2 separate regions of the Homo sapiens genome follow, and region 1 is linked to region 2. A link is an interaction called in ENCODE POLR2A ChIA-PET data of the cell type or tissue named here. Cell type or tissue: PC-9. All regions are shown on one strand. Links, peaks and the distances in the headings refer to the core of each region. The heading gives the core; the rest is flanking DNA.

Region 1 (6,389 bases), core at 778-4,777, 820 kb before region 2:
CCAAAGAGCAAAAGTCCATTGATGAGTACACAAGGAATAAAAATAGATCCATGCAAGATACACCATCATGAAATTCTGAACATGCAGATAAGGAGACCCTAGAACTTTCCAGATTGGAAAACCAAACAGATAATCAAAAATACAAGTTGCTCAAGAAAGACTAAGAATCACAATGGCTTTAAACTACTCAAGAGCAATTGTGGAATCTAAAAGGCATGGGAAACCTCTGAAAAAATACTATTTTGAAGGGATATTATTTCTAATATAATTAGATGAGTATTTTTGACCCCCAAACTATCAGTCAAAAGGGAGAGTAAGAGAAGAACAATTTCAGATAGGCATGGTCTCAGAAAATTTGCCTCTCACATACCCTTTCTTACTGGCAAAATGTGAGCAGACCAAAAGAGAGGAAGTTGGGGAAAATGGAAAACACAGTATCCAAAACAGGATAAAGTGACAGAGATCCTGTTGAATGACAGTGAAGAAAAATGAAAGGATGACAGCTGTATCCCAGACACACACTAGTTGAAATTGGAGAAGTGCAGAAGATTCTGGGAAAGATTTCTCTAAGGAAATGAAATGGACAGATAACCCAATATGTCTGAATATATTGAGAGTATAACTCAATAAATAGCAGAGATTTGGAAATTAAATGCATCACTGAAACATATATAAAAATAAGAAAATGTTTAAAAAGAGAAATTATGAATTATGAATCCTGAGAAAATTTTAAAGTATGCACAAGTATCATAGTTTACTACTTGGCTTAGCTGTGAAGACTGTGTGTCCATAATAATGTATACTGGCCTAACCAAAATAATAATATAACTACATAGGTAGAATGCATAGAAAGACTGGGGCAAGAGTATAAAAATCGTTTAAATATTATCTATTAAAATTATTATATCCATTGTAGTTAATAATTTTAAGAGATAATACTTAAAACTAAAAAGTCAAGAAATTACAACAAAATTAGGTAATTTGGAGATAAATATCTAAAAATCAACTAACAAATTGAAAGTGTTTGTCTTAGGGTATTTGAGTGCAGGGGAGGAGAAGAGAGCAAAACTGGTGTAGGAGGCAGAAGAAGATGCTGTTTTTCATGATAAGCCTTATAGAATTATGAAATTCTAAATGGAACTCTAAATTATGCACACATGTAGTATTGATTTAAAAAATTAAAAATTTCATTAAAAACTAGTCTGATAACTGTACATCACTGTAATCATCTAATTCAGCACCCAGCATTCAACTTTACATTTATGCATGCTAGATAGAGAGAGGGAAAAGAAAAAAGGCTAAGCATAAAGAAGGCAACAAAACCAAGTCTTGAACATTTGTTGTTTGGGGACACCCAGCATCCTTTTCTCCTTCTCTTAGGTAGGTGTGACCTCCCCAGTGCATTTCACATGTGTCAGGAAAACAGACCAATCCCAGCTTCAAGGATGGGTCCTGACTGACTTCAGTAACTTACCATACTCAGACACAGTGACTGGCACAAGGATGGATACATGACCCATATGGGGCCAATCTGAAAGGAGGAGAGGTTGAGGAATTTCTAGGAAAGAAGTTTTACAGTCTAAGGACATGGCATTGGAAGTTGCTGCATCCATTCCTGCTGCCATAAAGGTCAGCCAATGTGAAAGGAGTTTAGCTTCAGAGATTCACAGAGAGGTGGGCTCAGACCTGACTCTGTTCTAAACTTAGGATAAAAAGTGCCCTGAATGCTGGGCACAGTGGTTCATGCTTTTAATCCCAACACTTTGGGAGGCCAAAAAGAGAAGATCACCTGAGCCCAAGACTTTGAGAGCAGCCTGGGCAACTTAGCAAGACCTCACTTCAAAAAAAAAATTAAAAATTATCCAGGCATGGTGGTGTGCGCTGTCCCCACTACTCAGGAGGCTGAGGAGGAAGGATCACTTCAGCCTGGGAAGTTGGAGCTGCAGTGAGCCGAGATCATACCACTGCCCTCCAGCCTGGGCCACAGAGCCAGACCAGGTCTCAAAAAAGAAAAAAAATCCTTTGGGTATATACCCAAAGGATTATAAATCATGCTGCTATAAAGACACATGCACACGTATGTTTATTGCGGCACTATTCACAATAGCAAAGACTTGGAACCAACCCAAATGTCCAACAATGATAGACTGGATTAAGAAAATGTGGCACATATACACCATGGAATACTATGCAGCCATAAAAAATGATGAGTTCATGTCCTTTGTAGGGACATAGATGAAGCTGGAAACCATCATTCTCAGCAAACTATCGCAAGGACAAAAAACCAAACACCGCATGTTCTTACTCATAGGTGGAAATTGAACAATGAGAACACTTGGACACAGGAAGGGGAACATCACATACCGGGGCCTGTCGTGCGGTGGGGGGAGCAGGGAGGGCTAGCATTAGGACATATACCTAATGTAAATGATGAGTTAATGGGTGCAGCACACCAACATGGCACATGTATACATATGTAACTAACCTGCACGTTGTGCACATGTACCCTAGAACTTAAAGTATAATTAAAAAATATATATATATATAGAAAAAAGAAAGTGGCCTGAAGCCATACATACCATTTCCCTGCATTTGTGTGGTCGAATAAATTACTCTTTCTCAATTAAACCAATTTGAGTGTTTTATTACTTACAGTGGGGAAACAGTCCTACTAATGTAAAGAGTTTTAAAGTTAGGAGTAAGGACAAAGTTGGAAAAGATTTTCACTAAAGGTCTTAGGTATCACCTTTCCGTGGGGAACTCAAAGCATATTATTAATTTTGGCAACTAGAAGTTGGCTTTACTCTAATACTTTAAAAAATAAAGAGGTTTTTAAAAAAAGAAAGTTTAATGGATTAGAAAGGGCTTCTGGCAATCAGTGGTGGAAAGCCCAGAGGACCCTCTTGGGATCTTCTTGCCATATCCTTCCATGTATGAAAATAGTCAACATGGGCAGGAGAGCATCTGCATTTGTATCTGCTGTTTGTAGACGACTATATGGGGGATTTCTTCATTTTCTGCGCATTTTCAAGGTCACTTTTAAAAATCACTACTGCCAAGTTTATATGCCCACATTTTCATTTCTCTTTTTTTCCTCCCACTAGAAAACAACCAAATACCCTGGATGTGATGCCTGAGAAGGGCTAAAAAGGTGGAAGGTAAGGATTGTGGAATGACTCGCTCACAGCAATAATGCCACTCACCATCCAATGGAGAAAAAGCAAAAAAAAAAAAAAAAGAAAGAAAAAGAAAAAGAAAAATTACAAACATTACAAACATAAACGTATCTCCAACCTGCTCGTGCAGCTGCCATTTTCTTGTTTCGCATTTTGTTCTCCAAAGCTTGCTACACAATAAAAAATAAGGGGAAAAAAGTAGATTTCTCAGTGTTTTCTACTGCTTGACATTAATAAAGATAATATTTCTATGAAATAAATTGTATCATACCATTTTCATCTTCTTTTTGAGATCCAGATTCGCTGCCTTCTGGCCCTTGGCAGTAGCATTGAGATAATAGATGGCCAAACTAAATTAAAAAGAAAAAAAATACAGTGTAAGGTATATTTCAGTTCCCCAAGATACTTCTTAAATTTACATTAAGTAAATTATGAAATATCAGCATGGGAATGAACATTAAGCTATCTTCTACTCTAAATCTCTTGTCTTATAGATAAAAGCTGAGGTCCAGAGAGGTAAAGAGATACATTCAGGATGACATAGGGATGAAGCTGGGGTGAAGTTGGAAAGTTGGGGCCCAAGGCTCCTGATCCACAGCCTGTTCTGTCTGCTATTTCACACTGCCTAATATTAGCTTTTTCCTGGAAATGTATTCACATAAGTTTAAATTATAATTGAAAGTAGCATTTTAAATGGATGGCAATGGCATCCCAGAGAATGGAAAACCTACTGCAGCTTAGGGAACATGCCGAACAAAAAGGAAAACGACTTTCTGCCTTAAATTTCGTCCTTTGGCCTTTGCAGCTAAGAATGTAATCCTCATAGGCATAGATAATGAACATGGAATTTTTTCCGTAGAATGTATTGTTTGCATTTCTTTCTCCCTCAAAAAGAAAACGTTGTATAAAGGAATATTATTGGATTTTAAATGACATTTACATTCTAGAAAGGGCAAATTCTAGCCAGACAATTCTGTAAAAATAAATATGCTTATCTTCACTTAAGGCAAAACGAACAAACAAACAAAGAAGAAATGCAGTAAAAAAGGTAACTTATATTACTCTTTGCTGCAAATAACTGGATATTGAACACATTTCCTCTACTCCCCAAAATGAAAGACAGTATCCTTTATGAACCATCTGGTGCTAGCAACACAATTATTGATACGGTTTGGCTGAGTTTGTTTATCTCTTACATGAGTGATGGGAGTTTTACTAAAATTACATACATAAATGCATGCAGGGCAATATCTGGCATGAAATAGGTGCTCAATAAATGTTTGTGTGTGTGTGTGTTTGTGTGTGGTGTGTATTATAAGGATTTTCTTAGAAAAGTTCCTGGATTTGGAAGATGAACTCAAAGATTTCACAAGTCCTTTCAAGTTCTGGAATTCTCTATTTATCCACCATGATTTTCTACCTTGTAATGCACGTTAAATAAGTATTCCTCACAAATCTTTTTCTAGTCTCCAAAGGAATGAAACTGCCTGCAGAGAACTAACCTGAACTCTGCTTAGATACCCGAAAGCCATCCAGGTTGATTTAATATAATCCATTGGGGGAAATTCAACATACTAGTACAATTCTCTAATTAAAGGTAATAAAAAGCTAAGCCAATTGTATGGGCCCCAAAAATAGAAGATGAGATCTCAGAATTTGAAAAAATATACTCAGTAATAAGCTAAAATCTGGGTTTTAAATCAGAACCTCAGAGCCACAATCAACCTTTCAGTACATCTATTTGACATTTGCATGGGGCCAGCTTTCCTCCAGGCTGTCCAGATCAAAGCAAACTAGGTCCTGCAGGATGAAGATGACTGCCAGACTGTTTTGTATGGCCCATGAATTAAGAATGGTTTTTCTGTCTTTTAAACGGTTATTATTAGTAATTACTTAATTAAGAGCCTCAATTTTGCCTCTTGGCCTAATTTGCCTCTGGCCCTCGAATTAGGAAAAGTGTGCTGACCCTGGGTCTATACCACCTCGGACAAGTGGCTTTCAGCCCATCTGAAATTCCCACTGATTCTGATCCCTGTTTGGTGCTGCAAGTGAGTGTAGGAAATAAGGAGAAGACATGAGTTTCAGTTCCACTTAGTCACTTGACTTGGGGCAGAATTTCAATGTGTTATTGATAGTATGATTAATGAAGCCAGCTTCTCAAAGCTGTTATGGGAATTAAATGAGTCAGTGTGTAAATAGTACCTGAAACAAAGGCAGTGTGAATTCCTTTTAAACCCTCTTAGGACTGATTACTAAATCTTTGGATTAAGGCATTTGAACAATGCCACTCCTTCACTTAAAAATAAACATGTCTCCTAATCAAGTAAGAATATGGTAACGAAATCTGACATTTACATTGTGTGTGTGTGTGTGTGTGTGTTTTAAACAACACCTCATTCATACCACTAAAGGGCCTTGACTCTCAAAGGCCACAGGATACTGATTAACATGCTCTCAGAAGCCACTGTATCATGGACATGTAGAGAAAGAAAATTGTTTCAAAGGCCATCTGGTGAAACATGCTGCATTCAGTAGGTCATTTTCTAATGCATCTGTGCCAGAGATTTACTATCAGATTCTTAATAGCACCCCATTATCAAGGTTATGTAATATATAATGGTAATCTGATTTACTGTTTAATTATCCCTACAGGTTATTAGCTCTCCCTCACAGAAAGCCTCGCAGTATAAAGAAGTGAGCACTGGATTTACTGTGAAAGGATCTGCTTCAGGTCCTTCTATGACCATTTTACTCTCTCTCTTGTCTAGGGAAAATCACTTTCTTTGTGTAAATCAATTTCTTAGGTTATAAAATTGAAGAAGATAAACCTGCCCTCACTACTTTATGTGGCTTGTGATCACGACAATAACTGGGTCACAATCCCTGCTCATTTACTGCAAACCACTGGGAGTTTTCTCCCTGAGATTTCCTTGTTTTACCTTTATTTAAATGAACCAAATCCTTTGCATCAACTTTGTTCTTAAAGTGTCCCTGGGGCTGTTTAATATTTACCCACTGACTGAGAGTCGTGGCAGCTCCAGACATTCTATGTAGGAGGCACTCAGGGACTGAAAGGAAGAGATGGACGCTGCTTTTGGCTCTTCCACAGCAAATCTGTACTTTTACTTAGAATCTAAGTTTATCTGTGATGGCCAAGAGTCAGAAGCCAATGAAAGTTATGTGAAAACAAAAGTCATCTGACAAGTTCCCCTT
Region 2 (6,389 bases), core at 1,030-5,029:
CTAAGCTGTGCCATGACCACCTTGGGCACATGTCATCAGGATCTTCTGAGGCTGTGTCATGGGTGCGTCCTCAACCTTGGCAAAATAAACTTTCTAAATTAATGGAGATCTGTCTCAGATTTTCTGGGTTCACAACTTAAAGCACACCTCAGCTATTAACAACTAGAAAATCCTCCCAAGGCAATTGTTGAACAACTGATTTAATTAATGAATGAAATGATTAATTAATTGAGGCAATCAGCTCAGAATAACTGGGTCAGATTGGCCTTTCTCTTTCTTCTTGCATTTCCCTCCCAACACCTACCACCCCCCAGCCCCCAAATCCCCGTACCCTTCTTCCCACACTGAGCCATGGCCAGCAAAGGATTTTGAGAGAGATATTAAAACTCACTGGTTTTCTCACCCTAAGATATGTAAAATACGGGCTGCATCAGGCTTACTGATCTATTTTGTTTGGCCTGAAGAGCACTTTATTTATTGAAAAATTTTAAATTAAAATCCAAGTTTTCAGTTTCTTTAAAACAAAACAAAACAAAACAAAACAAAAACACTAAGGCCAGGACACTGGGCCCCTCATTCTTGAATGACAACACATGCTAGACTGGAGTTTCTGCCCTTCAGGGGCTGAAGTTCCTGCCAATCAGCTCCAGTTCTTTGCCTGTCTGGCCCCTGCCAGCATTTTTGTTTTCTTCTTCTGCCCTAGATCCATGTTTTCTAGACTCTTCGGTAGTGCTTGATAAATATACAATTTCCCAGGCCTTTTCTCTGGAGGTCTGATTTGGTGGCTATTATGGGCTGAATCGTGTTCCCCCAAAATTCATATGTTGGAGTCCTTACCCCCGGTACCTCAGACTGTGACCTTATCAGAGGTTTAGGGGCTTTACCGAGATAATCAACTTAAAATGAGGTCATTAGGGTGAGACTCATCCAATATGACTGGTGTGCTTATAAAAAGGGGAAATTTGGACACAGAGACACACAGGCACAGACAGATGATGAGGTGAAGAGATGTAGTGGAAAGACAGGCAGCCATCCACAAGCCAAGGAGAGAGGCTTGGAACAGATCCTTCCCTCACAGCCCTCAGAAGGAATCAACCCCTACAATACCTTTCATCTTACACTTCTGGCCTCCAGAATTATGAGATGATATGTTTCTGCTGTTTAAACCACCCAGTTATGGTACTTCGTTATGGCAGCCTTAGCAAATGAATACAGCGGGTTTGGCACTGAGTCTAGAACTTTGTACACCAACACCTACATGGCTGCTGATAGGAATGACCTGTGGAGATTTACCAAAATACTGATTCCTGGGTTCCAGGTCTAAAGACTCTTGACCTCAGGTGATCCACCCACCTCAGCCTCCCAAAGTGCTGGGATTACAGGCATGAGCCACCATGCCTGGCCCAGAAATTTCTACTTCTAATTAAAAATAGGTGAATAAATTGGATTCTCTCTCTCTTTTTTTGAGATGGAGTCTCGCTCTGTCGCCAGGCTGGGGTGCAGTGGTGCAATCTCATCTCACTGCCACCTCCACCTCCCAGGTTCAAGTGATTCTCCTGTCTCTGCCTCCTGAGTAGCTGGGACGGCTAATTTTTTGTATTTTTAATAGAGATGGGGTTTCACCATGTTAGCCAGGATGGTCTCAATCTCCTGACCTCGTGGTCTGCCCGCCTCAGCCTCCCAAAGTGCTGGGATTACAGGTGTGAGCCACCGCACCCGGCCCTCCCTCTCTTTTTTTAAGTCAGGAAAGCATGATCAATTCACTTAACTCTATTTCAAAGATAATGAAAAGTAAAGCAACATCATCGCATATAAAACAGCTCTGGTGAGATGAGACAACGATGGGTGTAAGCTCCTATGAGTTCTCTTTGACATGTTTAATGAGACACCCTGGGTTAGGGATCCATTTCTCCCAGTGGCTTGAGGTTAATGGTTCCCTGCCATGTACACCATTATTACTTTATTATATATTTGTCACAGTTCCTGCCATTCAGTTTCCAAAAGGATCACATCTCATCTTTGAGAGTTCATCCATTCTTTCCATTTCACATTTACCAAGGGCCCAGTATATGCCAGACCCTATGCCAGGCACTCAGGGTGGAGTGGGGACCTAAACAAACTCACTCCCTGCCCTTGTGGAGCCTATAGCCTAGTTCATGAGAAGGTCAGTGAGATCCTAAAGAAAATTACATGATTTTACAAATTCCCTAAAGAAAAAACAAGATGCCAAAATGTAGTTTCTGGGGAAGGACACTTCAGATAAGGTGGTCAGGGATGATCTCTCTGAAAAAGGAATATTTGAGTTGAAACCTGTAGATTAAGAAGCCAAAGAGTTGGGGGACAGCAACCCAGGCACAGTTCACTGTTCATGCAGTTCCTCAAATGGGAATGAGCTTTGAGGCCAGCAAAGGCTGGTGTGGCTAAAACACTACAAGTAAAGGGAAGGAGCCTATCAAATGAGGGAGGGGTTGGACAGGCCACAGATCACACAGGCCTGAGTACCTTGGTAAAGAATCTGGTTTCTACTTTAAGATTAATGAAAAACCAAGGAAGTAGATAAACCCATTTCCCATTTAGGAAAAAAAAAAAAAAGTTCAGCTTGCTGCCAGTGCAGTCTCCTCAGGGCAAACAGGAAATGGGTTAAGCAGACAAGTCCTCCTCAGTCCGTTGTCAAATATCAACCCCACTTTCTCAAGAACCCACTGCCAGGAAGACCAGGCTATAAGCTGTAAGAATAAGGTATTGGGACTTTTAGCAAACATCATAGGTGGTTCTGATCCACCCTCAGTTAAGAATCACTGTGCTATTAATAGCAGATCAAAATCTCAGGGAGATGGTACATCCCATTATCTGATTCTCCTATGCCCATTGCTTTTTAAAAAAACTCACAAAAATAACAATCCAAGAAACAAATTGTTAAATTATTTACAACATAGATAAAACAATGAGTGGTATTAGCCTACCAACTTTCAGAAAAGTCGATCAAAAAATGGATATAACTTCTAGAGTTCAGTTCTAAAACCTGCTTCTAAGTTCTTCCTAGTTAAGAGAGGAGCTATAGAACCCTGGCTGAGTCATCTCCTTGGCTTGGCCTTAAGAAACCCCTGGGGACACTGTATCAAAAGATAAGAATCCCCAACAGGACTTCAAAATAAAAATATTCATCAACAGGTAGGCAGACTCTAATTTTCAGTAAATGTCACGTGGTTGAGAACACATCACCAGCTAGTACAAATTCCTGACCCCGAAACTGAACTTTGTAGCCAAAAGAAAGAAAGTAGAACAAAGCCTTCACTGAGACTGGGGATGGGCTGGGGGTAAGGAGGTGAACAATAAAAATATTTAACCACTTGTAGCACGTGGTCACAGATCCATCAGCACAGAGGCCAGTTGCCAATGCCTGCTATGTGTACAAAGGTGCGAGCATAAGAGAGACAAATGTCATACTAACTTCTTCTATTCCCACTTTCCTACCTACCTGGAAGAGACAGGATAAACCAAAGAAGTGGGCCACCCAAAATCATGGAATCTCTTCTGGGGCAGTTGGGGCCTCTGCCATATCAATAAACCCAACTATTACTTCCTTTCAATCCATTCTGAGTCTACAAGTCCTAGACATTCAAGAAGTTGGCCGGGCACAGTGGCTCATGCCCAGCACTTTGGGTGGCCAAAGTGGATGGATCACTTGAGGTCAGGAGTTCAAGACCAACCTGGCCAACATGGTGAAACCCAGTCCCTACTAAAAACACAAAAATTAGCTGGGCATGGTGGCACACACCTGTAATCCCAGCTACTCAGGAGGCTGAGGCAGGAGAATCGCTTGAAGCTGGAAGGCAGAGTTTGCAGTGAGCCGAGATTGCGCCACTGCACTCCAGCCTGGGTGACAGAGTGAGACTCTGTCTCAAAAAAAAAAAGTGCTTGTTCCACTCCAACCTAAGCAAAGAGGACTTCGAGAGAACAGTTTAGAAAACCAGAATCTCCCCCTGCCTCAAATTTTGGGGCAACAAGGACTGGTGCACGAATCCTGACTGGAAGATTTTGGGAGTGAGTCTTGCTGGAGGAGGTAAGCATAAAACACGACAGTGGAGCACCCCACGCTTCTAGAGATGGAAACTCACAAATTTGAATTATTTTCACACACCCTTGAAAGAAAGTGAATCATCTTCTCTTTAATACAATTTAAGTATAACATAGAAAAGTGCACAAATCACAAGTGTATGTCTTCATGGATTATCACAAAATAAACATCCTATATAACAACTACCTGAGATCAAGAACATAAGCATTATCCCAGAAGTACCTGCCATGTCCTTCCTATTTCTCCAAAGATCATCACTATCCTCACTTCTTTTTTTCTTTTTTTTTGAGACAGAGTCTCGCTCTGTCCCCCAGGTTGGAGTGCAGTGGCACGTTCTTGGCTCACTGCAACTTCTGCTTTCCAGGTTCAAGTGATTCTCCTGCCCCAGCCTCCTGAGTAGCTGGGACTACAGGTGCATGCCACCACGACCGGCTAATTTTTGTATTTTTAGTAGAAATGGGGTTTCACCATGTTGGCCAGGCTGGTCTTGAACTCTTGACCTCAGGTGATCCACCCGCCTTGGCCTCCCGAAGTGCTGGGATTACAGGCGTGAGCCACCATGCCTCGCCTTATCCCCCCTTCTGATAACAGATTAGTTGTACCTGTTTCTGAAGATTTTGTAAATATAATTATTCAGCAGATAAGTTTGTGTCTGATTTCTTTCATTCAACATGTTCCTTCGGATTCATCCATGTTTTCAAATAACCGTAGTATACACGTTTTCATTGCTGTCTAATATTCTACTGTATGAATTGTGAAAGGAAAATAAATCTCAGGACCCCCAAATCACTAAGCCAAAGGAAAAATCAAGCTGGGATCTATGTCAGGCAAACCTGCCTCCCATTTTATTACTAAATAAGATAGCTACAAAGATAAAAAGCTACATACCTCCCTCACAATTTTCCCACATGGAAATTCCTTGTGGAGAAAGGTCAGAAAGAACTCAGTCATCCCTCTGAGGTTCACCTGAGACAAACACATATTTGATTGCTTCCTCTGCCCATTGTTTATGTTAAAATGCAGATTCACTGAGCCAGATTAAATTGTGTATTTGATATGGAAGGGGGCAGGGAAGTGCTGGGAGGAGTAGGCAGGTCCCTGGTGAGGGCTCCACCCCCAGGCCTGTGCCCATGGACCTAGATGAGGACAGGCACCCTTGCCTCTGTGACCAAATATTGCATTTCCCAAGACCACCCTGGCCTGCCATGCCGCCATCCTGCGGGTATAAAAACCCCCAGGATCCTAGCGGATATGCACACAAGCAGCTGGACGTCGAGAGGAACACACCGGTGTAAGAGCACACGGACAGATGCTGGCAAGCCGGCAGGCCATCGACCTATGGAACAATGTGGAGTTTGGCCAGGGTGGTCAGAGCAGAGCCTGGGCTGCTGAGCGGCCTGACTCCAGGGCAAAACCACCTTCCCACTCCATCCCCTTCTGGCATCCCCATCTGCTGAGAGCTACTTCGACTCAATAAAACCTTGCACTCACTCTCCAAGCCCATAGGTGATTCAGTTTTTCTGGTACATCAAGGAAAGAAACTCTCAGATACAGAAAGCCCTCTGTCCTTGCGATAAGGCAGGGGGTCTAATCGAGCAGACTAACACAAGCCACCTACAGACAGCTAAACTAAAAGAACACCCTGTAACACACGCCCTCTGGGGCCTCAGGAGCTGTAAACATTCACCCCTAGACACTGCTGTGGGGTTGGAGCCCCACAACCTGTGTGTCTGCCTGCTCCCCTTAGGGGTTTGAATAGCCAGGCACTGAAGAAGCAAGCCACACCCCATCGCATGCCCTGTGAGGGGGATAAGGGGAACTTTTCCCATTTCATATTCAGTGGAAAGCTGATCAAGGACTCAAAAGAATGCAATGTTTTGTCTCTTATCTACTTATGACCTGGAAGCTCTGGCTTCTCAGGTTGTCCCACCTTACCAAACCAAACCAATTTACATTACACATATTGACTGATGTCTCATGTCTCCCTAAAATGTATAAAAGCAAGCTGTATCCCAACCGCCTTGGGCACATGTCATCAGAACCTCGAGGCAGTGTCATGGGTGCGTCCTTAACCTTGCCAAAATAAACTTTCTAAGTTGACTGTGGCCTGTCTCAGATACCTTTTTGTTTACAGAATATATCACATTTATGTTTTTTTAAATTTTGGCAGACATCTGGATTGTTTCCAGTTTGGGGATGTTGTGAATGGTTGTGATATAAACATTCTTGTACCTGTCTTTTCTTTTGGCATATATTTCTGTGTCTATTTCATACTCAGGAGTAGAATTCTACATCTATGCAGAATGTGGTG

The links. Peaks named below come from ENCODE experiments on the same cell type or tissue, not always from the same donor. Only the 100,000 strongest peaks of a DNase experiment are listed, where the experiment ranks them.
Region 1: POLR2A ChIA-PET joins it to region 2 with 5 read pairs; 2 of 35 experiments call an interaction of 5 or more read pairs at or near these places.

Annotation. Positions count from the first base shown.
Region 1 is chr9:72,827,588-72,833,976 of GRCh38, reverse strand. TMC1 (transmembrane channel like 1) reads right to left here. Exons shown (of 24, transcript NM_138691.3): 22 at 3,448-3,526; 23 at 3,295-3,346. Among named protein-coding and RNA genes, the nearest start is that of LINC01474, 43 kb to the left of the region's middle. In PC-9, for the core only: no CTCF peak of the experiment used is centred there; no DNase peak of the experiment used is centred there; H3K27ac peaks cover 550 bases.
Region 2 is chr9:72,009,687-72,016,075 of GRCh38, reverse strand. No RefSeq gene overlaps it. Among named protein-coding and RNA genes, the nearest start is that of C9orf57, 48 kb to the left of the region's middle. In PC-9, for the core only: no CTCF peak of the experiment used is centred there; a DNase peak (open chromatin) is centred at 3,105.